Linked DNA regions of Homo sapiens: region 1 is linked to region 2. A link is an interaction called in ENCODE POLR2A ChIA-PET data of the cell type or tissue named here. Cell type or tissue: PC-9. All regions are shown on one strand.

The links. Peaks named below come from ENCODE experiments on the same cell type or tissue, not always from the same donor. Only the 100,000 strongest peaks of a DNase experiment are listed, where the experiment ranks them.
Region 1: POLR2A ChIA-PET joins it to region 2 with 10 read pairs; 2 of 35 experiments call an interaction of 5 or more read pairs at or near these places.

The regions. Positions count from the first base shown.
Region 1 is chr6:14,219,492-14,221,991 of GRCh38, reverse strand. No RefSeq gene overlaps it. Among named protein-coding and RNA genes, the nearest start is that of LINC01108, 65 kb to the left of the region's middle. In PC-9, no CTCF peak of the experiment used is centred here; no DNase peak of the experiment used is centred here.
Region 2 is chr6:15,250,489-15,252,988 of GRCh38, reverse strand. The region is part of intron 1 of JARID2 (jumonji and AT-rich interaction domain containing 2); the gene reads right to left. Among named protein-coding and RNA genes, the nearest start is that of JARID2-AS1, 3.0 kb to the right of the region's middle. RefSeq lists an enhancer at 574-1,349. In PC-9, no CTCF peak of the experiment used is centred here; a DNase peak (open chromatin) is centred at 1,378; H3K4me3 peaks cover 17 bases; H3K27ac peaks cover 2,127 bases.

The DNA of each region.
Region 1 (2,500 bases), 1.0 Mb after region 2:
AGCTGGAAGGCAGGGCTTGTCTCCCATAGCCTGGAACTTAAGTATGCGCTAAGTTATATAATTTAAAAAAATCTCTAGTAAGATGTAGTTTCTCTGTTATTGTGTCATATAAAAACAGCAGGGTGGATTTTCATCATCTTTGCAGAGTTTCAGATTTTTTTTCTTAAAAAAAAAAAAAGAATTTATCAGCTTACAGGTCTGGAGGTCAGAAGTCCAAGATAGGTCTTACTGGGCTAAAGTCCAGGTGCCCGCCAGGCGCAGTGGCTCAGGACTGTAATCCCAGCACTTTGGGAGGCTGAGGCGGGTGGATCACCTGAAGTCAGGAGTTTAAAACCAGCCTGGCCAACATAGTGAAACCCCATTTCTACTGAAAATACAAAAAATTAGCTGGGCATGGTGACGGGTGCCCGTAATCCCAGCTACTAGGAAGGCTGAGGCAGGAGAATCGCTTGAACCCGGGAGGCAGAGGTTGCAGTGAGCCGAGATCACACCACTGCACTCCAGCCTGGGCAACAACTGTGAAACTCCACCTCAAAAAAAATAATAAATAAATAATAAAGTCCAGGGGCCAGCAGGGCGGTACTCCTTCTGGGGCCTGCAGAGGGGCATGTTTCCTTGCTCTGTCCAGCTGCTAAAGGCTGCTCCTTTCTTTGGCTCAAGATCCCCTTCTCCACCTCGGAAGCCAGCCACAGAGCATCTTCACACCTCTCTCCAACTCCCACTCCCCTCCCTTCCTCTTTCCCCTATAGGGATCCTTATCAAGGACACCTGTAATGGGGCTCAAGACACTCTACCCTACAATAGGGCACCAGTGCAGAGTGAATATTTTAAGCCAAAAGAATTTCAGAAATAGCAGGTGCAGGAAGGTCTCTCTGACTCCCCCTGCCCTTCTCCCCTGGGGCAGGTCATAAGAACCTCATGTGAGAGGAGCCCTCCTTACACTTAGAGGAAGACGGCATCCTTATCTCCAAGATGAGGGACACTCAGAGGAATCTGAGCAAATGGGTCTTGCTGCTCCCCCAGTTTCTCACCCTGAGCTTATACTCCTTTTGTTTTCCCTCAATCATATTTTTCCACGACTCTCCATTCTTCTTCAAGCCTACTGTAAAAACACTCGGGTTTGGCCAGGTGTGATGGTTCATCCCAGCACTTTGGGAGGCCGAGGCAAGTGGATCAGGAGGTCAGGAGATTGAGATCACGCTGGCCAACATGGAAAAACCCCTTCTGTACTAAAATATATACAAATTAGCCGGGTGTGGTGGTGTGTCCCTGTAATCCCAGCTACTCAGAAGGCTGAGGCAGGAGAATCGCTTGAACCCAGGAGGCGGAAGTGGCAGTGAGCCGAGATTGTGCCACTGCACTCCAACCTGGGTGACTGAGACTCGTATCAAAAAAACAAAACAAAACAAAAAAACACTGGAGTTTAACTGTTTCTCGGGGGTCTTCATTTCCTTGTAAAGGTCCCCATGTCACATAAAAATTATATTAAATAGACTTGTATGCTTTTTTTTTTTCTTGTAAATCTATCTTTTGTTACAGAGGTCCCAGTCAGTGAGCCTAAAATGGGTGAGGAAAAGAAACTTTTCCTCCCTTACACTTGGCTAATTCAGGATACTGTCTTCTCAAGGTTTTTAACTACAGCTGCAAAGTCCCTTTTGCCATGTCAGGTAACACAATCACAGGTTTAGGGGACATCTTTGGGGGACACATCATTCTGTCCACCACAAATGGGAGTTGTTATTATCCACAGGCCTGAAGGGGCGGGAAAGGGAACTATTTCTAGAACCCAGAGAGCAGTATGATGATGGGGAGGTGGTGGGAGGCCCATTGGTGGTGGTAATAAATGCCAGAATTCAATCTCTTCTTACTTTGTAGAGTCTTTTTTTTTCAAGATGGACTGACTGAAAGTAGATGCTGCACAGGAGCCCATCTGAAGGTTCAGACACTGTATTGTAACACAATGAAGGAAGTCGATGTCCAGACTCTAAAGCCAAGTCTCTGGGCTCAAATCCTAGTGCTACCATTTACCGGCTGGGTGACCCTGGGAAAATTATTTCATCTCTCAGTATCCCCATTGCAAAATACAGATGATGACACGAATATCTAATTCATAGAGTGGTTGTGAGCATTTAATGAATTGGCATTCATGAAGCACTTAACACAGCTAATAGTAAGTGCTATTGTTATTATTCTTCAGAGAGATTGAAGTGGATTTCAGGGAGAACTCTCTCCATGCTGCAGACAGAGAAAACAAAAATGGTTTAAGAGTAGAAGTTACAAAGTCAAACACTCTGAACCACAGGTCCTGATTTTCAGACAACCTGTTTCTCATATTGGGCAAGTCTGTGTGGACTCCCTCCAAAGTGCAGAGCAAGCAGGATTTACATATTTAACAAGCACATCTGGAAAGGCCGGTTAGTGCTCAAAACATACCTGTCAAATCGCATCAAAGCAACAGCTCTGATGGATTTAAAATATGTCCTCAAAAGACAAGATGGTA
Region 2 (2,500 bases):
TAATGAGAATAAAATCTCGCTCACTCTTCTTCTACAAAAATGTAGACAGATACCACGGAGTTCTCACCTCCTAGAATAAAAGATGCCTGCAAGGGTGAGGCAAGTATGGAAAAGGTTTATGGACAAAAGGAATCAGAAAAACAAAGACTGGGGGCCTGGAAAAGCAATTGAGGCTTGTCTTAGGGAGTCACAGGATATAAAGAGTACAGTTATCTGGAGGACGGAAAAAAAACGAAAGATAATTGAGCACATGAAAAAACAGATTCATTTGGTTTCATTTTTATTAACAGGTAAGGCTTAAGGATTTAAAATGGAACAGACCTTCCACAATATCTCATAAGTAAAACAATATATAATTAAAGTTGCCAGATTACAAGATAGAAGCTTCTGAACTCCATGAATTAGGTGCAAAATTACTAATCTTTCTGCTCCCTGCCACTCAGTAAATGGCACAATTATTTTAACTCCAAAAGTAATACAATCACCTCAGTAGGACTACTTTAAACTGATCCACACTTTACATGTTACATGGCATGAAGCAGACAGGGAGTCCAGTTTAGCATGCGGGGATTAAGGCTAAACACAGTTGGAAGCACTCTTATCAGAGATGACAAGAACCAGAAGTTGGTTAGTTAATGGGAACAAGTTTGTTAGATAACAAACAATTTTTAAAAAAAAAAGGTATTCCCTAACATTTTGTATTAACTGACAGACAAATCTACTTTTAATTACGGTTTTTTTGATATGAGGCCATGGGTCTTCTTTCTGAGCTTAAGTCTCTGAACGTTCTGTTGTTCTACATTATGCTGTTTTGATTGTTGGGGAAGTCTGGGCATAACTGAAGTTTGGTTCTTAAAAGGGAATCACTTGCAAAGCAATGTGTGTGGACAGTCCTTTCAGATTTTCCCAAACATCTTAAAAATGTCTGGCCCACATTTTTTTTTGAATGGAGTCTCACTCTTTTGCCCAGGCTGGAACGCAGTGGCAGGATCTCAGCTCACTGCAACCTCCGCCTCCCAGGTTCAAGCGGCTCACTGCAACCTCCGCCTCCCAGGTTCAAGCGGCTCACCGCAACCTCCGCCTCCTGGGTTCAAGTAATTCTGCTGCCTCAGCCTCCCGAGTAGCTGGGATTACAGGCATGCGCCACCATGCCCGGGTAATTTTTGTATTTTTAGTAGAGACGGGGTTTCACCATGTTGGTCAGGCTGGGCTTGAACTCCTGACCCTCATGATCCGCCCACCTCAGCCTCCCAAAGTGCTGGGATTACAGGCATGAGCCACCACGCTCTTTTTCACACTGTTTCAAGGTTGACATAATACTTAACTGTAATTACAATAATAAGCCCAACTGGAATAACCAGATTTGGGAACAAACAACTGACACTTGGCAAGACTTCTGGGTGAAAGCCAAAGGGGACAGAGGTACATCCCAGAGGTGGCCAGGACCTGTATCCTGGGATATCAGTCAGGACATACTGCAGCCAACAGGGCAAGCAGGATGGGTAGACAAAAGGTGGTTAGTAGAGCTGCTACTACTGTAATCCTGGGGGAGACGTGGACCAGTAACATCAGGATGATCAGAGCAATGCAGCCAGAATTCAGACAATGTCAGGAGTGTGAGTCCTCACACCATCATGAGCAAGGGCAAACCACTAGCTTAAAAATGTTCAGCTGGCTGGGTGCAGTGGCTCACGCCTGTAATCCCAGCACTTTGGGAGGCCAAGGCGGGCAGATCACCTGAGGTCAGGAGTTCAAGACCAGCTAGGCCAATATGGTGAAATGAAACTCCATCTCTACTAAAATACAAAAATTAGCCGGACATGATAGGGGGTGCCTGTAATCCCACCTACTCGGGAGGCTGAGACAGGAGAATCGATTGAACCCGGAAGACAGTGGTTGCAGTGAGGAACCACTGCGTTCCAGCCTGGGTGGCTGAGCAAGACCCTGTCTCAAAAAAAAAAGGAAACAAAAAAACAAATGCTCTCTAGGTTAGCCTTCACCAAGTGTTTTAACGAACTACGCTTTTAATATGACATTCTCGTGTCTTCTCTGAAAAAAAAAAAAAAGTTCCATTTTGAAGGTAACAGACACCAATTATATACTCCAAAAGATTGTCTTGTTCTGAAGGAGGAAAGTTTAACATTTGGAGTACGGTATATATTAACACTGGAGTTATTTCCAAGGCACTTGGAAGTGCGTCAATAGCCTTCAGCCCAGCAACAGGGACTGGTTTAACCCACTATGAGGAAACAGGCATTACCGAGTACCAAATAATTCTAGTTGTCTATTTGGGCCAGTGGCTACAGGGACACACAAGTTAGGTATTAGCCTACTGTAAAATAATATAACCTGGATAATAAACCAAGTTGGATTACTTGTCGACATAATTTTTCTTTCAAATTTTAGTGACACTTTGGACTTCATTGTGTCTTCCTTCCATACTGTCCCTGTACAGTGATAGGAGCTAAACTGCCACTGCCCTGCACCTAAGTAACACAGA